Regions from separate parts of the Homo sapiens genome. Here regions 2 and 3 are each linked to region 1. A link is an interaction called in ENCODE POLR2A ChIA-PET data of the cell type or tissue named here. Cell type or tissue: GM12878. All regions are shown on one strand. Region 1 overlaps EPS8 (EGFR pathway substrate 8, signaling adaptor). Region 2 overlaps LOC105369677 (a long non-coding RNA gene). Region 3 overlaps EPS8 (EGFR pathway substrate 8, signaling adaptor).

The links. Peaks named below come from ENCODE experiments on the same cell type or tissue, not always from the same donor. Only the 100,000 strongest peaks of a DNase experiment are listed, where the experiment ranks them.
Region 2: POLR2A ChIA-PET joins it to region 1 with 5 read pairs; 1 of 35 experiments calls an interaction of 5 or more read pairs at or near these places.
Region 3: POLR2A ChIA-PET joins it to region 1 with 7 read pairs; 8 of 35 experiments call an interaction of 5 or more read pairs at or near these places.

The regions. Positions count from the first base shown.
Region 1 is chr12:15,767,891-15,775,890 of GRCh38, forward strand. All of the region lies in intron 1 of EPS8 (EGFR pathway substrate 8, signaling adaptor), which reads right to left. Among named protein-coding and RNA genes, the nearest start is that of EPS8, 17 kb to the right of the region's middle. In GM12878, a CTCF peak has its summit at 4,704 (motif pointing right); DNase peaks (open chromatin) are centred at 3,601 and 4,191.
Region 2 is chr12:16,785,349-16,793,348 of GRCh38, forward strand. LOC105369677 (a long non-coding RNA gene) reads right to left here. Exons shown (of 6, transcript XR_931397.3): 6 at 2,573-2,699. Among named protein-coding and RNA genes, the nearest start is that of LMO3, 180 kb to the left of the region's middle. RefSeq lists an enhancer at 2,426-4,040. In GM12878, no CTCF peak of the experiment used is centred here; a DNase peak (open chromatin) is centred at 4,253.
Region 3 is chr12:15,672,061-15,680,060 of GRCh38, forward strand. The region is part of intron 3 of EPS8 (EGFR pathway substrate 8, signaling adaptor); the gene reads right to left. Among named protein-coding and RNA genes, the nearest start is that of EPS8, 110 kb to the right of the region's middle. In GM12878, no CTCF peak of the experiment used is centred here; no DNase peak of the experiment used is centred here.

The sequences.
Region 1 (8,000 bases):
AGATATTTTTGGTTGTTATTTTACAAATAAAGTTTTCCATTCAATTTAGAATAATGTAAAGAAATGTTAAGTATTACCTTAGAAACTGGAATTATGCTTTTCTTCCATTGCAGTTAAGAATTAACCTAAGTAAAAACCAAAGACTTACAGAATATTAGAGTTGGAAGAAATCTGGGAGATATCCAATTTTTAAAAAAACTGTTCTGGCTTATACAGTTAACTATTGAATAATAATAAAAGGAGGGAAATGAGATTTAAGAATTTTAAGGCTGGGCACGGTGGCTCACGTTTGTAATCCCAGCACTTTGGGAGGCCAAGGCGGGTGGATCACGAGGTCAGGAGTTCAAGACCAGCCTGGCCGATATGGTGAAACCCTTTCTCTACTAAAAATACAAAAATTAGCCGGGCGTGGTGGCGGGCACCTGTAATCCCAGCTACTCGAGAGGCTGAGGCAGGAGAGTCACTTGAAACCAAGAGGCAGAGGTTGCAGTGAGCTGAGATTACGCCACTGCACTCTAGCCTGCAAGAGACTCCATCTCAAAAAAAAAAAAAAAAAAAAAAAAAAGAATTTTAAGAGCAGAGGTAGTGAGATAAGTTCCCCAACAAATTACCCTAAGTTGGGTGTGTAGTATTTACTAAATATTAATTAATAAGAACATCACTTGAGGAGTTGGGTTCTTGATACATTAAGTCACGGAATTTTCAGAAGCCAGTTTTTTTGAAGGGAGAAAATAGGAGCTTTTTCAATATTACTCTCAAGCAAAATAATCTCCCTCCAACATAGTAGTGATTCGGCAATCCACACAAATCTACACAGGGAAAAACTTTTTTTCCTATCCCAAATAGGTGGATGGCTAACATTAAACAATATTGACATATATGAAGTCATCTTAAGATTAATATCAAGGAAAACATGATACAATACTAAGAAAAGACAAAAGCAGAGGTCTGGCACTCTGCAGATTCTCCAGGTTTACACACCTTTTGATTCAAAAAGAACCAAAACCATTTCTTATATATTATTTTAATCAGACTATACTTTCAACATTTTACAGATGAAATTATAATCACCTGAGCTTTTAAAAAATAAAAATTAGGCACAAATACACTTATTCATAATTGCGCTGGCAAACAGTTCTTATCAGATATTTAAATCTTTGTGAACAGACAGCCCCCTTCTTTTCCCATATGCCCCCAAGTCAAGCCTCATCTCTCTCCCTGTCACCCATAAAATCTCACTTTATGTTCCATTAACCAGGATCACATGAACTAACCTGAAAGAAAAAAACAGGAGTTCTCTGTCTATAGAATAATGTTGGCAAAATAAATTGACATATGCTTAACAAAAAGCACACAAAAAATAAGAGATACAATCAGGCAAATATTATATGTCATTCTTTCATTATTAACATAAAATTGTAACTCTACTTTTGCCAATTTTATCAAGACTCTCAAAATAAATGCCACACTTGATATATACATACAACAAGAATAAGAAAAAATAAATGAAAAATGCATTTTCAAGGATATATTAAAGAAAATCACTCAGAGTTTTATGAAAAATAAGCAAACTAGCATTACAGTTATTACTCAACTTTGGAAAAATTACACAAATATAAGACGCTCTTGTTGGCAAATATTAAGAAAAAACATTTTCACAGAAATATCTTGAGTATATCTGGAAAGCAAAACATTTAAGATGTTAAGATATAAGATGTATTTATGATTTAAAATAATCTCTATATAATTATTCTGCACATCACGAGAATATTCAAGACTCTATTGAATTTCTCCCCAAACAATGAACATCTCTATATAGTAACTCTATTTTCAGTCTTTTGTCTAACACTAGCATTCACGAGAATCTGATCACAGAGCAAAATAAATTGGACACAGTACAAAAATTTCCTGAACTTTCTGACCAAAGTCATGTTTTATTATTTCTCAGATGTATTCTGCAGTTATGCTGATTTTATTCTTAGCAGTTGAATAATACCCAAAATAGTTCCAGTGCCACAATTATTTGTAATTTTCATGTTTTTTTAATTAGGTTTTTTTTTTTCTTTTTTGAGACTAGGGTCTCGCTCTTTCACCCATGCTGCAGTGTAGTGGCATGATCTTGGCTCATTGCAGCCTCAAACTCCCAGGCTCAAGTAATCCTCTCATATCAGCCTCTCAAGTAGCTGGGACTACAGGCACATGCCACCATGGCTAATTTCTGTATTTTTTGTAGAGATAGGGTTTTGTCATGTTGCCCACATTGGTCTCAAACTCCTGGACTCAAGTGATCCACCCACCCATGACTTAAGGATCACTTGAGCCTAGGAGCTCGAGGCTGCAGTGAGCTATGATCACACCACTGCACTCCAGCCTGCATGACAGAGCGAGACCCTGTCTCAAAAAAAAAAAAAAAAGAAGAAGAAGGGAAAGGGAAAAAGAAAGGAAGGGAAAAAATAACATTATTCATACTATTAAAAATATTTATAATTACAGTAGGATTTGGTAAAAACAATGTGCTAAAGCGTGTTTTTGTAGGCCCTTTTGGGTTTAGTTCATGAAATATCAAAAAGCTCTCACTGTCTTACTCATAATACAAAAATCTTGAAAATTGTGCTCTAATGAGGGGAAAGGATAGAAAAGAGTCAGACTGAAAAAATATCATCTTTGTTGGCTTTTTATTCTAAGAGCTCAGTTTTTTGTGGAAAAAGTTATAATACTTTAAAACAATGGTTTACTTATTAAATCTGTGAGATGTTAAAGAGCATAATCATAGCCCACATTTAAAAGAATGGGAACCTGAAAAACAGGCATGTTTGCCAGAAGGGTTTATCCTAAATAACAGAGTACATTCTGATTGTCACCATGATTAAGCTTTTTCAGAATATTTCAATTTAGGCTCAGTAAAAACTGTGGTCAGTATTTTTTTCCTTTTCATATTGAGAGTTGGGATGTTACTGGCACAAATCTCATGATGAAAGATGCAAGAAAAAATTCATTTATTTCATCATTTAACCAATACACATTGAGCGTCTATCACACAAAAGCACCACTCCAGGCTTTAAGGCCTGTCCAAAAGTAAAAATCAGATATGGAGCCTACCTTAGAGGAGCTTGATACCTGGTATCAGGTAACACACATGTATATAAATTACAGTTCACGAAAGAAAATAAGTGCCTAGGCGATCCTGAGAAAAAAAATATTAAGTGGGAGAGGTACCAAAGAAGGTAGATTATTCTACAATGGCAGATAAAGTAGACCTTAACTGATGGATTCGATTTGTATATAGAGATAAATTAAAAAGTTATTCCAAATATAGACAAGAGGGACACTGAAGCACAGACTGGGAAAACTGAAGTATACAGATGAAAGTGTATAGTACCTCACTTTGGCTAATGAGTAATTTATAGGAAAGCGGGTAGTGAGGCTAAAATTAAAGAAAGTCACCAGGTTGTGAAAAGCCTGAAAAGGAAACCTTTGTTAGCAGTTTTTAAAGCAATGGACTGACATCATCTGAACTCAGCTTTAGCAAGACTGATCTGAAAGTAGTAATTAACATGAATTGAAGTAGGACAGAGGCAGATACAGAGACATTCAGGAGGGAATAGCTTAAGAAAATGGTCATATAGCCTTGAAACAGTGAAAAACTGAACAGAAGGGGCAAAGGCGAGGGTTAACTTTAATGTGAAAGCAGCAAAATCTGGCAATCAGTTGCATATGGCAGGTAAAGGAGAAGGGGGGTCATGGATGTGTTCTTCTAATGGGCTAGAAATTCTCCGTAGGATTGCACTGCACTCCAGCCTGGGTAACAGAACAAGACTGTCTCTTAAAAAAAAAAAGAAAAGAAAAAGAAAAGAAATTCTTCCTAGAACTGAACTATTTTTGTGGCTAACTCATTACAAAGAATTCTTTGTGGCAGTATTGAGAGCTAATTTCAATACAAAAGAAAGGGGAAGGCCGGGGGCGGTGGCTCATGCCTGTAATCACAGCACTTTGGGAGGCCGAGGTGGGTGGATCACGAGGTCAGGAGATCGAGACCATCCTGGCTAATGCGGTGAAACCCCGTCTCTACTAAAAATACAAAAAATTAGCAGGGCATAGTGGCGGGCGCCCGTAGTCTTCATTTGTACCACCCTAATGAGCATATGGGGAACCACTGAAGAGTTTTAAGCAAGGTAGTTAACATGATTAGCAGTGAGAGACGGAAGAGGAGAGTGCTCTATCAGCCATTTGCTGACTCAAAAAGATTTAATGACTGTTGACATATAGGTGGGGCAGAAAGGTGGGTAAGAAAAAGAGTCCAGGAAAAATTCAGATTTCTAAGGTTGTCATTTGGATAAAAGTCACTCCAAGTAGAGAGACAGAAAGAGATGAGGGGGCCAGAGTAAAAGCAAGAAATTAATTTTGGGAAATGTGAAGTCTGAGGGGCCTGTGTGATATTCAGCTTCAGTCATAAATAGAGTTAGAGTTCCCAAGAAAGGCATCACCTGAAGAACTGAGAGTAACTGTTCTAAACGAAACACTGAGGTTCCCTAGAAAGAGAATGAAACTTAGGCTGTAACATGAAATGAGATGAAGGCTAAGAAAATAATTCCAGAAAATCCAGAAACTTTTCAACTTGTGAGTGTTCTGAGAATACACAAAACCATGAACTGAGGCACAAAATAAATAAATAAATAAATAAAGCATTGGCTCTCACTGCTGCCAACAGATGGTGCTAGAACTTACTTGAGAGTTTCACTTAGGAAGAATTTTGGATACCTATTCCATCCCAAGTAGCAGAGCTTCTGAATCAACATCTAAGTGTAGATGGGTAACAAAGCAGAGGTAGATGTTAACCAGGAAAGAACAGCACCACCACAGGAGCCAAAGGAAGAGAATATTCTTTTTATTTAAAAGAAGGCAAAAATCATTACAAACATACATTCATTCAGCAAATAGACGGGTCTACAAAGTACCAGAAACCCTAAATGGTAAAAATTCATAGTGAACGAGACACAGTTTATGTCCTCAAAGAGTTTACAGGTAAATGCTACAGCAAAATCAAGTAAAAACTAAACATTTTCCTTTTGGTTTAGCTTTTAGAAGATGGCAGATGACCTACAGACATAAGCTCAGCATCAGACCACAGTGGGCTCGCTGATGTAGGAGAAGTGAAGAGGAAACCATAGACATTAAGCTTCTCTTCAAGAATCTTAGGTGGAAACAAGACAGAAATAAGGCAGCAGCAAAAGGATGTTAAGAGACTATGTTCCATATATGCAGAATACCTCACCAAGACACACCTGAACTCCAAGAGCTTACTATATACACACTTGGACATAGGTACATATAAGAGAGAGAAGAATCACATTTTAAACTGACTCCATAATACATTTTGCAATAGAGGCCTGAATTATTAAAATTACATTCTAATGTTATTAATTGTGATTATTAATGGTTCTTTTACTATGCTCTGGTTTAAGTCAAGTTGAAAATTAGAAGGCAATCATGAAGCCACAAAATTTCAATCATCCTCAGAAGAAGGAGGAAATGAATGGGGATACCCTGGTATTAAACATATGCACAGGACCAAATTATGTGTTAAAGGGAGATAGATACATGAAATATTTTAGAACTGTGTTTATCAGCCCCTTCAAGAGACTATGGAGAGAGATTTAAGAAAAAAAAAAAGCATTGGGGATAAGAAGAGAGACATGATGCAGCAGAAGCAAGTAAGTATTCTAAGTACAAGTACTTATTAGAAAGAATAATGTGATATTAACAAGTCTAGCTGACATAGTCTGCATCAGTTTTATCATTCCAGCAAATAATCTCAGGACAACATTATTTTGACAGCATATGACATGAATCAAATGCATATCATAGGAAGAAGAAAGAAGTTCCTATCTGTGTCTAGTAAACAGAGTGACAAGGTGGCAATCAGGGGAAGTCAATGTCTGACCAAACAAAAGTAATTCACATTGGTAACTATAATTCTCTCTCATTTTTGCAGTAGCAATTTATAAAATTTATAATAAAGGCTAGAAATTTTTTGTGACTTTAATAAACATAATCAATTTCATGCATTCATAAATATTTGTTAAAATTTCTTTAACAGCCTCATCTTCTTTGGATAGTCGAGCAAATGTCACCAGAAGTGTACAAACTAATTTACTGCAGAAAAGCAGGAAAATAATTCCACCATCTTTTACCAATATATTCAAATACTACCTTTGAAAAAAATTCTTCAAAAATAACTAATTTTTAGCGTGTCATCAATTAAAAAAAAAAGATTCTCTGGTAATGGTTTGCTTGAGCCACGAATAAGAAGGAATAACCAAAATGAGGAACTAATGAATTTTTTCTTTTGGAAAAGAGGTGCCTGTATGCTACACCTCTTTTACAGATTTGATAAAACTGCAGAGATGAATTTATATATCTACCCCCCTCCTTCACCCCACCCCCCCTGCAACTTGCATACAGGCCTAGTGTTATTTAAGCAAACAGTAAACAGCTATTACTCTTCAGTTAGGTAGACAGAACTTGGAAAATTATTAGATCACAAGGTTGCCACAGGGACGCCAACCATCTGTCTAGTAAGTATGAATGACTTCTTCCTCCCTGTTATCCTGTATTCTACAATGCTCAATAGGCAAGGTAAGGGAAAGGTTACAGGTTTGTTATACATATACATATATATATATATACACATATAAATATATATGTACACATATAAAATATATATACATATATAAATATAAATATACATACATACATATAAAATATATATACACACATATATATATTTTAAACATATAAATATATAAATATATATATATATAAAAAATAGTGACCAAAATATTTGGTCCAAATTACCAACAGGGTGGGAAAACTCAGGGACTTTTATTCTTCCACAGCCAACAAAGTAATCAATGATTTGACAAATATTTATCTAAAGCCTTCTTTGTGCACAGAAATCTTTTTTTTAGTTCAGTGTATAATGGCCCAATCCATGCATGCTTAGTATTTAAAAGCAATTCTTGACCCTGCTACCAAACAATTAAGCTCCCTGCAGTGCAAATAAGGAAGTTTTTTGAAACAGATAGTTATGAATCTTTCATTCATAGTAGCTAACTAGAAACATATGAGCCAAACCCATTGTGAGTATCATTTCAGTGGTGTGTAATTTGAGAGGTGTGTTAGAATGCGCTTGGCCCCACTAAAGAAGGAGTCCACATTTTCCTTGCTTGCAAGTGAAATGCAAAAACAATTTTGCAACTTGGCAATTCATATGGCAGTCTTAAAGTTACCCACATTCAAAATTCAAGACAATAGAATTTTCCCCATCTCTAAGGTTTAACACTTTACGATCAGCCTAAGGTGTTACATATGAATTCATTTTATGAATAATGGCTTCTTCACTCCCAAAAGCTTGCAGGAAAAAATACTGAATACCGTATATAAAAATGACACAAACCACACTTGTCTGGTCTGATCTTAAATTGACCTTAATAGTTTAAAATCTTTCAAAGGGAGTACTGATATACTGTAATTTTCCCCAAAGCTCATAAATAGCCAACGTTCCTTTGTGGAATCATTGTAAAATACATGTAATTTGGAAATAGACTTATTTTATAAATCCACAGTACCAGTATATGTAGAAAAACAATACAAAATGTGAATATCATTACATTTGAATAGGAAAAAATGTGAATCTATATTAAGGAAAGAGGGCGAGAAAAGCAAAAAAGATTAGCCTTTATTTTCCAGATTTTTGAGCCCTTACCTAGAACCTGATGCTTCTGTTAAGTTTTTATGCTTCTTTTCATTTAGGTGTCTAACATCACGCAGTCCACAAGGATAAGAATGTTGTCTATCTTGTCAATTAGAGTATTCTCATTATTTAGTACTAGCACTTAATAGGCACTTATTTAATATTTCTTTATTGACAGATAAATTTCATTAACTGAAACAAAATTATTTTCTATTAGGTAAAGTTGTATATTCCAGGACTGTTAGAT
Region 2 (8,000 bases), 1.0 Mb after region 1:
TATTTCTTGCTCTGGGTTATCCAAAGTTTTTAAAAATTAGTTCTGAAAAAGAAAAAGTGGAGTACACTGTAGCCGACCTATATATACTTCCCAGTGAAGATTTGGAAGTATGTTCTCTTTAATAATAAAAACTGTTCCACTTAAGTCTTCTAAGATCATACTACTTAAACTAGAATCTGCTTAATCAGTAGATAAAGTCTTAAGTGGCATTTTTTTTTTTAAAGCCAGATTTTGTTTTGGTCGAGAGGAGGGGTGAAAGAAGACAGAGCTTAATTAACCAGACTGACAGGCTCCATAGATCTCTCAAGTGTTTAAATTAAGGATTGCAAGTTCTTGAAACTTGACAAGCCAGGCAGGATTGTCACTGCTGCTGTCTGAAGCAGAGGTAAGTACAGATTAGGCTTGTCCTATCTTTATCATAAGCATTTTGCCAGGATCCAAGAACTTAACACTATGAACAGACTTAAGGTTTTCTTTATTATTGGAAAGTTAAAGCAATAATTAAAATTTCACATTTTCCAAGTAAGATTACTCTTTTAGCAATAAATATTTGTTATTAGGCAGAACAGCATAATATGTATGAAATGTACATACACACAGATATATCCCTTTATTAAAGGAAATATTCATTTGTTCTGCATACTAGATTGCAGGTTTAGTGCATTCATATCAGATAGAGATCAACATGCATTGAATCATTGGATGTAGTGCTTAGGGGCTAGTGAATGTTATTAGCTCCCACCCACCTGGCCAGAGCTTTCCTGTGGAATGAGATGTGTCTTTTCAGTTATTTATTTGCTCTGTGTGCATATATTCACAAGTAGAAATATATACATATGCTTGGAGCATGTTCCACCACATTTGACATCTGGCAAGTCTCTATTATGAGACTTTTAAGGCTTCCAATGAGTAATAAAATGGAATTACAAGAAGAGGGTGAAGATGGCGAGTAAATAATGCAAATCATGGCCCACGAGCCTCTTTCTTTGAATTTAGGCAAGTGTCAAGTATGTATCTGCTGTAAAACATCTAATTCTAATATTGAACCAACTCCTGTTTATGTGCTAATTTCTGAATGATCAAAGGTATTTGATTATTAGAAATACACCTTTCAGATAATTGTGCATTAATACCTCTTTGCAGAGAAAGCTTTTTACCATGCTTACATTAAACAACGGCCTAAGCACATTAAATTTTTGAGGTGTTTGCAGAATGGGCATATACTTTATTCTTAAAAAGAAAAAAAAATTTACTTTCAAGAGGAAAAATGTTTTGGCACTCTCTGTCACCTGGCTGAAGAATAAAAAAAAAAAAAAAGGGAAGAAGAAAAAAGTTGCTGTGTGCAGTTAATATCGAACAGCAGCCATCTCCAGATGATCCCTGCTGCATCCAATTTCTGCCAAAATGCTTTCTGTTAAACCTCCATCAAACAGACACACGGCGCACAAAAGAAAACCTCATCACCAAGGGAAACTAATCCACCGGTGCGCAATGTAAGCCTGTCAACTTTTTATTATAAGAAGTCATCACTCATTTCAGTGAAGATTAAAAGTATGACTAAATTGAGAAAATCCTCTTAGCCATTTGGAATTTTAATAGAGGAGAAAAGGGGGTGAGTAAAATTTAGACTCTGTGCGTGTGTGTGTGTGTATTTATATATATATCTGTATCTGTGAGGTTGTGTGCATAAATATAAATATACACACAGTATACACATGCATATGCGTATAGACACATACACATCAACATTTGTATATACACATTATTTGGATGAATGTAGGTAATTATGCATATAACTTCAGCCCCTAAAAAAGGAAAAGCTACCAAAAATTCATACATAAACATGTAGCCTTGTAGTAGGTTTTCTCAGTTACCACAGACAAACAGTTTCTGATTCAGAGAAGCTTAAGAGATAAGAATGGAAAATGAGTCCTCACAGCTTTAATTACATCGCCACTGGCAACAAGGTGTTACAGTGGCAGAATGACAATTGCTTTTACTCAGAGTATAGATTCAGGGTCAATACGCTATTTCATCCTAGTACACCAGAGCAGATGAGCACCATGTTGTTGCTATATTGGCCTTGCCATACTTCTTGATCCCTGCAGGTAAACTTAGTCTGATGTGCAATTAGAATTACAGGAGATGGTACGCATCTGCAGTGAACTAGAGCTGGGTTTTCCAGATTATATTGAATGCGGTGTGTTTCACTTAAGCTGTCATTGAAGATGTGGGTAATCTTTTACATTTAAAGACATAATCATCTTCCCATTTCAAAGATTTCACCTGTGTGAAAGCACAATTATTCCTCCAGTCAGTTTGCAGTTTGAAAATGATCAGCTGTTATTCCTGAAGTCCTAAGTTAGCTTTTTAAAATTCAGAGAACTTTACATTTGTATAACTCCTCCCATGCCTTGGTCTATTTTCACAGCACAGGAATAAGGTTGCACAAGTTAGATATTTGGTTTCTAGTTTCTAGCAGTAATCCTCAACATAAGTCCACATGATCCTTGGAGAACAAACAAGTAAGTCCCGTCACTTGCCAAGAAGATAAACTACAACTGTATCTTACCTTTATGCAGTTACACGGGCACCAACTGGCAGTGAAGTGAGTTGAAATTCTTCCTGCAAATCACTAAAGACCATGTACGACCAGGAAATCTGCCTCTTAAAGGATAGCAGAGCAGTGATGCTGACACCTTTGGGAGAAGATGGGGAACCTGTCAGCAGTTTCAGCGTCTTCTGGCCCTTTGATTAAACTCTTCCCACCCCCACTCCCAAACTAACTAAAGCTTTTTGCTATTCAAGTAGTGGTAGACAACCAGTGAACTGTTTCTGCTTGGAGAGCCTACTTTACTTTCCATAACCTTCCTTTCTATCCAATGAAAAGCAACTGTGGCCTTTTACTAAGTAAATGAGCAAATATTTTCCCAGTGTTCACCAGGTTAGATCCCCATTTAATTAAACTGGCTCATTATGTCCCTATCTGATTAGCAGAGTAGAATCAATTATTCAATGCACAAACATGGCTGCAGGAGCTAGAGGTGTATACAGAGCTGTTCATTTAATTCCAAGGACACTAATTAGGTACAAAGCAAGCAATAACTTTAACAATTGCAGGCACAAGCATACATGCAGTACAGGACAAGGGGAAGAAAAAAACAGGCCTTCATTTTCTTAATAAGCTGGATTCTCTTCCCCCTAACAGGGTCAAGAAAAAACAGAAAGCGAGAGAGGATGAAATGTAGATCAAGAAAGCTAAGCATCCAGGAAATAACCCTTGGGATTTGCATATGTAATGGTGTGCTGCTACTTTTGTACTTTATAATCAAACAGTAGGCAATTATCCAAATTATTGACAGCAGATTTCTCATTTCAACTGCAAATTAAGGCCATTAATAAAGCTTTCTAATGCAAAAGTGACTAATTAACTAATGGAATGGAACTCTGAAGCTGTGATATCAAAACCAGTCCACCACATATTGTGGAAACACAGGGGAACTAATTAGTTTAATTATCAAAACAGCTAATTAAAATTACACAGTTCCCTAATTAGTTCTTTGCGTTTTTTCTCTGGTTTAATTGACAGGATGGAGTTAAATAGGTAACTGGTCTCAAAGAGGGAAAGGGAAAAAACCAGGAATAGCTTCTGCTGAATATTTTAGCTGATGTTATCTCATTCATGTGGCAGACCAGTAACAGGAAAATAAATGACTCTCATCCTTTTGGTAAGCAACTCCAAATTTTCCAGACATAAATCTGCCCTCGGAGTAAGCTATCTGAAGAGATTTTCATGAAGTTAAAGGGCTGGGACGTCTTGATGCCTCCAAAAGGTCAGGGCGAACACATATTTTGGAGGAGGACAGCATGTGGTTTTTCTTCAGGAAGTTAATTTTTCACTTAGTTTAATTTACACTGTACTGTATGTGTGGTTCCGTAATCACTGCCAAGGGACATGTAAAAATGGCTTAGATAGCAGAGCCGCTTCTGAGCCTGACGGTGCTGAAACGTAGCGTGCGCTGGTGGCACTGAATCGAGATGCAAATCAGGTGCCATTCTACAAGATCTGAAGACTTTCTTAAGCTAAATTTTTGATGCTGAGAAATGAGACTAAGAATAGTAATAAAATAATAATAATAGAAAGTCTTTTCATGGACTGTCAAGGACCTTTCCTCCACAATGCTGAAGAAATGTAGTCAAATCAGGCTTTCTCTATCATTTCAGCACTTTCGGTGCTGGTCAGCACCCACAAACCCAAAACCAGGTTAATTTTAAGCTGCTGTGGCCCTGGGACTTTCCAAATCACAGAACTTTTTTGACCAGAAGAGAGCTAAAGATACCAGAGAACTCATTCTTCCATGTATACATGAATTGTATAAAAACCTGCCCTGCTTTCTGATGGCTTCAGAAGACATAATATCAGCTACTGGCCATATATGGCAAATATTTCAAAACATAGTATCTATCTTTTAGCTTTGAACAAGAAGAAGAGATGAGAATATGAACAGTTTATTGTTCAATGACTTTTCTGAAGCTTTCATTCTTATATATATGGCTCATATTTTACAATCCTACAAATAAATCTTCCTGTTTTGTGCCCTGTGATGGCATTGCACCTAATATCAAAATTTTTTCTATGGAAGTTTGGTTTGGAAAAGTGAAGCATGATTGAGTAGGTCTTCTCACATCTGGTTCTTCTGCCTTCACTTTGATTTTTTCCTTTTTTAATTTTTTTTAAATTCATTAATTGGTTGTAAAAGCTGATAACAAACTAAATGTGGACAGGTTAGCACAATTCTATACTCAATGATGATAAGTTATATATTTTTAACCTATTATGCTATACTTGCTATATGTAAAAGAGTAGGATTAACATATATATGTGATAAAGCAGAAAATAATCCCTCATTAATCCACCACAAAGCTTAGGAGCTAAACATGGCTGATAGCATTGAAGTTATCTGTACATCACTCATCCCATTGCCCTGCTTTCTACCCCAGCTCAACTAGTTAGACACTACCCTGGATTTTATATTTATCATTCTTTATCACACATGTGTGTACCACTGAAAGAGATTACTTAGTTTTGTTAACTAAATTAACATATTATAATGAATACTGGCTATAGATAGCCTTTAGAAGATTGCTTTATTTCACCTAACATAACTTTTCCAAGACTCATCTACGTTGCTGCAGATAGCATTAATGCATATACTCTCACACTGAACAACGTTCCTGTGCATGGATAAACTTCATGTATCTACTCCTTTGTTGATCACTTGGAAAGCAATTTGCATTGTCCTAAAACTGAGAATGCACACGTCTTATAACCCAGCAATTTCATTAGAAATATATAGAAATGTCTTTATAGTAGAATGTTTATAAGTGCATTATCCCTTAATTATGGTTTGTAATTAATCTTTAATAATTACATATTATTGTTACAACCAACATGATCAATAGTGTAAATAAGAGGGTTTAGAAAGGTTGTAGAGATGCCCTGCAGATTGAAAAGGATCATTAGTTCGATGTTATCTAAATTATTTAGCATTCAAAATTCAATAAATATTTTTTGAGTACTCTTCAGGTATCAAAGACTGTTCTGTTTGTAGGGAATATAGCAGTGAATAAAACAGAAGTGGCTGCTATTATGAGGCCTTCATTCTATTATAGGACATAGACATTAAATATACAAATAAGCAGCATTCTATGAGGTAGTAGTACCTACATTACCTCACTATAGATCTATAGATAAATACAAAGCAAAATAAAAGAATGGAGAATAAAGGCATTTCTAGTTAGGATGGCATAGACAGGAAAGATCTGTCTGTGGAGATGGCATTTAAATAGAAATATCAGTGAAGGCAGGGAAGAGCTCATGTGTTTATCTCAAAGAAGAGTTCTAATCAAAGACGATAAGGTTCAAGTATATTTTTACTGATTTAGAAAAGAAATAAGGATATTATTGTAGATAAAATGGAATTAGTAAGAGAAAGAAGGATCAGATATAATTTTGGAAAGTTAGGCCAAGCCCAGATTGCAAAGGGTTTTTCTAGGCCTTTCTGGACTTTGCCATTTATTCTGGGTGTGAATGAAAGGTTACCACTTGAGGTTGTATATATTTTGTGTTTCAAAAACATATTGATTTATATGTGGAAGAAAATCTGTAGTGGGACAAGAGTGGAAGCAGCTTGGATAGGCATGACTGTCATTAGATGAGACAAGAAGGGGCTTGGGATATGTGGTTGCAGTGGAGCTGGTAAGAAATAATCAGATAAGGGATACATTTTGAAAGCAGAGCCAAAAGGTTTGTTCGTAGATTGCTTGTAAATACATTAGAGGGAGAAGTCAGGAATAACTCCACATTTTTTAGCCTGAGCAAGTAGTTAAAGATGATATTACAAATACAGATGGAGAACAATGAAGTAGGGGCAAGTTAAGGAAGAAAAATCAAGTGTTTGTTTTGGACATACATTTTAGATATAGGTATCTATTAGACAGATGTGCAATTGGAGTGAGCTGTCAAGTAAATATTAGATAAGTTAGTCTGGAGTTGAGAGTAGAGCTCAGAGATGGAGATTTAAATTTATATTGGAAGTCAACAGTTGAGTTGATACTTAAGGGAATGGGATTAGATGAAATCACCTAAATGGTTAGTATAGGCAAAGAAGAAAAAGAGACACAAAGAGTGAGCCTCACTGTAACTGATTGGTTGCATTAAAGATCTCAGATCATCATCCCTTCTCCTATACACAATCTTCACCATGTATTTTGTGGGACCCTTCCATCCTAACTCTGAGCTTAGAGTTGCAACTTGCTTTGACATTGCCAAGTTATGCAAGCAGAGGGTTGTACATTTCTGCTCATGCTCCTTATACTCTGCCCTTACCATGAGAAGATATGCCTGGGCTAGCCCCTCTGATCCCAGAAGGGGGAAGGTAGATACAAGGTCAACCCACAGGTGCATGAGTGAGCCCAGCTGAGTGCAGTCTTAGAGATCAACTAAACCCTACAGGTAAGTGAGATATAACTGTTTATTGATTATTGAGTCTGAGTTTTAGAATGGTATTCAATGAGCATTATTGTAGCAACATATAACTGATACATGAGGAGTACTGTAGTATTTAGAGATCTGGACAAGAAGGAAGATTCACAAAGGATACTGAAGAAACCACATTGAGGAAAGCCAAGACAAATAGGGTTCAGAAACCCAGGAGGTGAAAATGTTTCAAGAAGAAGGAAGTGATCCACTGTGACAAATTCTACTGAGTTCATGTAAGATGAATGCTGAGGATGGATTATTTGGCAAATGGATTTTGTTATTGCCTTCATTAAAAGTGTTGAAAGAACCTAATTCAAGTAAACTGTAGAGAAAAGGGTAGGTGAGTAAGTTAAGATAATTAAGAATAGTGATTTTTGCTCTAATGGGCAGTGGAGAAATGGGCTCATGCTTGGAAGGGGATGTGAATCCACAAAAAGAGTTTTGTTTTAGATGGTTCTATTTTGTTTTAGATGGTTCTATTATTGACTGTTTATATGTAGATAGAAATCATTTAATTCAAGGAGGGAATAAAAGAGATGACACAGAAGAAAACAGAGACAATTATTATAGAATAACTGAAATTTTGAGTAGGTAAACTGGAATAAGATCCAATAAACAGGAGATGGGCTTAATGAGCAATTCAGCCATAGCTACAGGTCTGAAGGCAAAGTACAGAGGGGGTTAAATGAAGGTACGTTGGTAGACTCGCTAGTAAAACAATAAAGTTTCCTTCCTTCATAGTGCTTATTTTTTTAATTAAAGAATTAAGGAGTAAAATCATCAGCTAAGAGTGAGGAAGAGGTATGCGGTAGACAGAATTCTAAGATGATACCCAGTGACGCTTACCCTTGCATAATACTCTCCTCTTTGAGCATGGGTGGAACCAGTAATATGAGGAGATACCACTCCTGTCACTCTGTTGTTACAGGGCAAAAAGGAGATTGTCTGGAGTGGACCT
Region 3 (8,000 bases), 96 kb before region 1:
ACATTCTGACATATAGATATACCTTAGCTTTCCCAACAACCTATTTTTTTGTAAATGTAAACCTATTTCTTTTAGTTAGTATAGATATTCTATAATAGATAAGTTGTTTGGAAAGTTCTGCTGAACATAAAAGCTGAGCAAGTACAAAAATATAAAGTGCATATATACATATGCAGACTCAGAACATTAACACAGAATTTTAAGAAAACTTAATAAATTTTCATTTTACAACACATATGAATTTCATTTATATTTACTTTTAAAATTTAGATTAAAATCTCCATGTCCTTGTATCAATATTACTCTGATATTCCAATACACTCCATTTTTGCTTTTGCAGCATTAAAATTACTTAATAAAAACAGATGCACTACAAAATTCACTCTGTGCTACCTTTCTTTTTTTGTTTGGATGATGACCTGAGGAAGTATGATCCATCTGGTCCTACCAAAATAATGTCATCAAAAAGAAAGATCTGGTTTCACCTAAAATTTTCTCTCCCAATATAACAAAACATAAACCTTCACTTACATGACTGTATTCTACATATTTTTAAAAAGTGAGCGACTGTGATTTTTCTGATTAGTTGTTGAGGATTAATCAGTGTGAGATATTAACACATCGATAATTGTCCCTGTGACAGCCGTTATGACTCTTGTAATACAATATATAATTCAGGAATATATTTCACAAAACCACATCTAGAAATAATCACTATTTCAGAGTCACTGGTTCACCATATTCTAACACAACTGTCCACGATAGATTCAGAGCAGGAGGGCTCGGCTTGCTTTGATCTGACCTTAGGACAGAAAAGAAATGGCAGTGGTTGCCATGACACCCAGTCATGATATGGCAGCTCCTGGATGTTCAAATGCTTTGTCTTTCAGGTAATTTATTGGCAAATACAACAGTTGAAGATCTGAAATACTGTGTGTTTCTATTTAGATATTCTCATTATGAAGTATTAAGAATTTATCCCTGACCTCTTGATTTCCTAACCCATAGTTTCCCAATCCCACAGAAACATAATTTACAGAAATGAGAAGAAAAACTATCTGATAGCATTTTAAACAGTATGACATTAACCGATCACTCTGAGTGCCTAGAAGATATGGTGTCATTTCTAATATTCCAAATTAAGAATCCACTTTAGGAATTCCTAAGCTGCTTTCTCTATGTTGTACAATAAATAAGTTGTATAAGAAACTACCTTTTAAAGATCCTAAAAATGTATAAATGCCATAAATGGACTTATAAATAAACTAGTAGTTCCAGTGATTTTTAAGTCAATCCATAAAGGTTAATATTAACATTTTAATAGGCAATTTTGAAAGACATTTCCTAAAAGGCAATTATAATACATTTCTTTTTTATGAGAATCACATGTATTCACAAGAACTGGTATAAATAGTAATTAGGCTCCTAAGCTAGAAATCTCACCAAAGCCTTAAAACAGTATAAAAAGCCTAACTAAAATCTCTCAACACTACTCAAGATGAATCCTCTAATGAAATTCACCACTTTTGCTAACAGTGGTTCTCATCCTTGGCTGCATGTTGGAATGAACTTTATAAAACAGTGTGCAACTCATCTACTATATACTATCTCTTCAAGCAGAACATTTTCCTTTCCAAATTAAGAATGTAAATATCGTCAAATGGTATATTAAATAATAAATTCATGAATAAACATGGCAGTAGGGTTTTAGGTTTCTAGTAGTACAAGCTGCTCAACTCCTAACATAAGACTAAGTCTATTTCCCCTCCTATTCTGGCCCCTGCCTCTCTTTCTCGCTCAGAATCAATTAGAGGTAGGATGAAACTTACTTGGCTATAGAACCACTGGTTGTGTTTCACTATTTTGTCTATTAGCTTTTATGTCATGGTCCAGAATGTACAACTCCAAACAGACAGAATTACATGAATTCAGTAACCAACGATGAAAAATATTTACATACAATTTTATCATACACTATTGCAAAAATTGATATTCAACTCCCAGATCAGAAATACTAAATTTAGGTTTCATTTAATTTGTTAATTAGTTGAACTACAAGTATAAAAAGCATCCAGGTGTTGGTATTTACACTTAATTCCCTTTCACATGCATTGCTGTTTATGCATAATATAACATTTGAAACGGCTAATATTCAAAGATACAGCTAATATTTAGAATTTTTTTTCTCTTTCTCTAAAAACAAAAATGTTCCTTAGAGAGTAAGGATTTGGCCATTAACAAGAAAAAAGTAACATAAAAGCAGCTGCTGAGTATTCCTCTCTCTAAATAAAACAATGGGCTAGAACTCATATTACTTTATACTTACAAAAACTTTCAACCACAGTAAGGGAGAATTCCTTTCCCACTAGCTTAGTGTCTAAGTATATCTATTCCATAGGGGAGAGGTGCTTAATGGGAATCAGTGAGGAGCACTGAGTGATAATTACAAGCTCTCAATATCAGGCAACTACAATCACAGCTTGACAAATGAGTATCCGAACCAACATACCATTATGAAAAATAAAATCATTTCTTTAAAACTACATTAAGAACTAATTTTATTGGCCTGTTCAACAAATTATTAAAATGGCTGATTCCATGAGGTAAAAAGGACTTTTAAAATTTTCAGCTAAGTTGGGAAAACTGCCGAACTGTCTTTTTGAGTCAACTGTTCTGCCACATTCTATCAAGCTGAACTTTTGACTCAAACATTTAGCTCAATTTCCTGATACTATTTAATGAATTAGAAGCCATTTACATCTTAAGAATTTCAAAAAAAAATTTGTTCTGTTAAAAAAAAAGATTTCAATGTTTTCTTTAAGTAAAATACACACTGTAAATAAGGATGGGCAAAAGAGAAACAGGTTTTAACTCTTAAGTACTACTTGAATGTGTAAAAAATTGCTTGGGCTTTAATTATAAAAATTAAACAGAGAGACTAGCTCCAAACCAAGATCAGGAGATAGACAAGAAGAGAAAGAAAGCTAGGTATGAAAAGGACAACATATGGAATGGATATGTGTTAAGAAAAATTCAGGAACACTGCTACAAAAGAGTTGAATCAAGCACTGTGTAGAACTAAAGTTTATAGTAAACCCAATTATACAGAAATTCACCATGCAGTTTATAGGTTACTTATACTCAATTCTTACCAACACCTCCTTGAGAAGAAAATACAAAGATAGAAAAACAGAAATATATTTTCCTACTTGTTAACATCACAGAGCAGTTTAAACTTAAGGTTAAAATAAGACTTAAGGCCAGGCATGGTGGCTCACACCTGTAATCCCAGTACTTGGGAGGCCCAGGCAGGCAGATCACTTGAGGTCAGGAGTTCAAGACCAGCCTGGCCAACATGGCGAAAGGCTGTCTCCACTAAAAATACCAAAATTAGCCAGGTGTGGTGGCACACGCCTATAATCTCAGCTACTCAGGAGGCTGAGGCAGGAGAATTACTTGAACTAGGATGTGGAGATTGCAGTCAGCTGAGACTGTGCCACGGCACTCCAGCCTGGGCAACAGAGCGAGACCCTATCTCAAAAAATAAAAATAAAATGAGACTTAAAAGAGTACCTTTCTATCATACTGACCCAATATTATTTGTCCTCCCAATAATAAAATCTCAAAGTTAACTGTAGGTGTTGGTAATGACAACAAAATATTACTAATTGGTAATTCAATGAAATGAGTTTTCTAGAGATAAAATGACTTTAAGCAGTTGGTAATTTATGAAATGATCACATTCCAAATTAAGCAATATCTAATTTAAAGAGAAGTTAGCTTTCTGGAAAGTCTATCTATTCAGAACATAGAATAATACCCACACTTAAATAAATGAAGTCCTCTGAGCGTTTGTTAGAGATGCCACCATGTCTATACATTAACACGTGCATATTTTAACATACAGACTCTAGTGGAAAAGACTCTCTCGGCTGGGCGTGGTGGCTCACGCCTGTAATCCCAGCACTTTGGGAGACGGAGGCGGGCAGATCTCAAGGTCAGGAGATCGAGACCATCCTGGCTAACACGGTGAAACCCCGTCTCTATTAAAAATACAAAAAAATTAGCCAGGCGTGGTGGCGGGCGCCTGTAGTCCCAGCTACTCAGGAGGCTGAGACAGGAGAATGGCGTGAACCCAGGAGTGAGCCGAGATTGCGCCACTGCACTCCAGCCTGGGCGACAGGGCAAGACTCCATCTCAAAAAAAAAAAAAAAAAAAAAAAAAAGACTCTCAAGTCCCCACTTAGAACCTATTCACTAAGAACATTTTTTATCTAGTTTCCCAGCCTACAGATACCAGAAGCCATGCTAGAAGCTCACGTGTTATAACAACATGGAAAAGGGACAGGCTTGAGACCCAGTCACATGGAAAAAGCAGCCCTAAATATTCAAAAAGGAGATGAATCTGAATGATTTGGTGTAAAGGTAAGGAGTGCAGTCCCTGAGTTTCACAGTGCATAAGCTAATGTGCATATGCATGATCCTTTGTCCCCAAGAAGAGATTACAGCTGCCACACCCAAGCGAAGGGAATATTTAATATACTTTACAATTATTTCCCTTAAAAACAATTTTAAATTTTAGTGCTTAAAGGCTTTGACAAACAGCCTAGTTGGAAAAAAATATAAAATTTCCAGTATTCTGATAACAGTAGCTAAGTAAAATGTTACTGTTATAACTGGAGGAGAGAGAAATTAATATTTATCTTCCTAAGTAAGTGTTACGGTGTCAGTGACAATAATGATGCAGAGTCTTTCACATGCTGGCTCAGAAATTTCTTGTATGGTAATTTAAAAATGGCAAAATCAAGTTATTAAAATGGCAGCATATTTTCACCATTTTCCTTGAATAAATTAATATGTCCTCAAATAAGCAAATTTATTGTCATATACAAGCATAGTTCACAATACAATTATACCACTTATAAAAAATATTTCTAGAGCATTATAGGGAGTGACATATGGAATATAAGTTTTAAAATATATAATGAAAGTCACCTCTTGATTCTGTCAAAATATCACTATAATTAATTGTCTAACATCATTTGGAGGTAATATCAAAATATTACATTTGAGAATCTTGATGAATCTGAGGACCCAGGACAGAAAGTGACTCTCCAGTACCACTCCCCATTCCCATGATGGCGTCATTACTTCTGTTTTCTCATATAAACTTACCACAGAATTATTATCATTTTTATTTTATAAATGAGGAAACTGGGGCCAATCATTTGTGAAAGACAGCAGCCATTTGGTAGCAGTACCATGATTCAGATCCTCTGGCCTCCAAAACCCCTGCTGCCTTTCCGAGCACATTCAGTAGAAGCAACCCAGGAGGCCCACTATAGTGTCAGACCTGAAAAGTGTTCTCATGAAAAACTCTGCATGAAACTTCAGACAGAGTATCTAGACTGTGGTCAGTGCGTAAAAAACAGTGTGAACATTCATGTTCCAGTGCACAAAACAGTATCCTCCTATTACAAAGATGTTCATGTACCACCCATGAAGGCAAATTAATTCTTGGAACATGATTTCAACTCGTTTAAAATTGTAAAAGGATAAATTTTACATAAGATGCATCAACTGTGAGAAAACAAATTATATCATAAATCTCTTCTTTACTAACTTTCCAGTTAAGAAGAGACACTGCCAGCACACACTGTTTAAGTTGCAGATGTGGTTTCTTTCTTCTTTGTGTCTAATACCCACCACTGTCTCTCAACACACCACACAAAACACACACATAGTGCCCTCCCTCTGAGAGTTCTCAGAAAATGCCTGTGGAATGAATGGACAGATGGATGAATGACAAGGGAGAAATATGTTCATGTTTTGAAGATACATATAATCTCTTCTTGGTGACAAAGGATCATGTGTGTGCACATTAGCTTATGCGCTGTGAAACTCGGGGGCTGCATTCCTTACCTTTACACCAAATCATTCAGATTCATCTCCCTTCTGAATATTTAGGGCTGCTTTTTCCCATGTGGCCGGATCTCAAGCCTGTCTCTTTTCCATGTTGTTATATCATGCATACTTCTAGCATGTGATAACAGATGCTATACATAAGTTAAAACTATGCAGACTGGGATGCTAAACACTCCCAAAGCTACCTAAAAAAAAACTTCAACTAGAATCTGTTTATTGCAAAGCTATCTTCAAAACATGAACATATTTCTCCCTTGTCATCCATCCATCTGTCCATTCATTCCATAGGCATTTTCTGAGAACTCTCAGAGGGAAGGTACTGTGTGTATGTCTTTGTGCAGTGTGTTGAGAGACAGTGGTGGGTATTAGAAACAAAGAGGAAAGAAACCACATCTGCAATTTAAAGCCATCTTACTTCTAAGCCCAATCCATTGCTAAGACTTCTCTCTTCCCTATAAATGCTTCTTGGATTTGCCCCTTTCAATCCATTTATTTCTATCTCATTGTACCTATACACTGCTCATTTTCATTACAGTATACAAAATTGTTACAGTGGTATCAAGTTTAAAGTTATGTGACTTTGATAATCATCTAACTTGAAAAGGGGGCCTCACTTTGCTTTATATGTAAAAGGGGGAAAATAAAAATTAACTGCTTAAAAGCTAAAGATTTTCTAGGCTGGTCTCAAACTCCTGACCTGAGGTAATCCATCTGCCTTGGCCTCCCAAAGTGCTGGGATCACAGGTGTAAGCAACCCTGTCTCTACTAAAAATGAAAAAATTAGCTGGGCGTGGTGGCATGCACCTATAGTCCCTGCTACTCTGGAGGCTGAGGCAAGAGAATCGCTTGAACCCTGGAGGCGGAGGCTGCAGTGAGCCGAGATTGCACCAATGCACTCTAGCTTGGGCAACAGAGTGAGACTCTGTCTCCAAAAAAAAAAAAAAAAAAAAAAGTAAGATTTTTCATTCCTTGGATCTAAGATTTTACAAAGTTGCTTCTAATACAACATAAACATTAAAATTTACAGGTGAGTTCTATTTTCTATTCTTATTTCTTTCTTAGCTCTCTGAAATTAGATTTTAGATCTGTGGTATTTCTGACAGGATTAATACTCTTTCTCCTTATTAAAAGTCTTTAGGCTACTATTAGGTGTCTAATTTGCCATATTACTTAAATCTCTGATTCACTTATTTCCATCCATATTCATCAAATTCATCCTCAATATTACTACCAGAGTGAGCCAGAACAAATCTGACCTATTACTATCCTGAGTAAAAAACATCAAAGGCTGCTCATTCATTGTAAACAATGCCTAAATTCCTTAGTATAATTCTTCCCAATGTGGTCTACGTTCATTTTTTCAGTCTTATTTCCCAATGCACCACTATGCACTCTCCAGTTAACACCAAATTGCTTGCATCTGATTAATTCATTACACTCATTCTGCAAGTATTTTCTGAGCATAAATTATATACTAGCCACTATGCCAGTAAGCACAGGGAATCCTGAAGTGAACAAGACAAATATGGGCCACCTTCACAGCATTGATAGTCCTGCTTAAAAGGGTTTCATACTGTCTGTAGCATCCTCCGACCCCTGAAATGCTGAAGAACACAATATAACTTTCACAGCTCAGCTCAAGGCTCAATTCCTCTATTAAATCCTTTCTGATCAACCCTCACCAGTGCACCTCCTACACACTACTATCTAAGCACATTTAGCCCTTTATTATAACAATGTGTTTACTAGTCTATTGCACCAAAATGGCACATAGGCAACAGCCTTCTCTTAGTCATCTTTGAAATGAATGAAAGCACATAGAAATAAAGACTATGAAGATCATGGCATAGCATACTTAATAAATACTGCACTTAATAAATATCTGTCTAGAAATGAAAGACTGAATTATTTTATTCTTATCCAAAAAATCTTTTTCTGTTATCTTCAAGTTATTCTCCAGACTTTAAGTCCCTTAAAGTCAGGGATCATATATTTTTGGTCCTGTTCTGTACACATATTAATGACAAAATATTTATTGAATACATTCTCTAGATCTACAATTCATAACTATTAGAC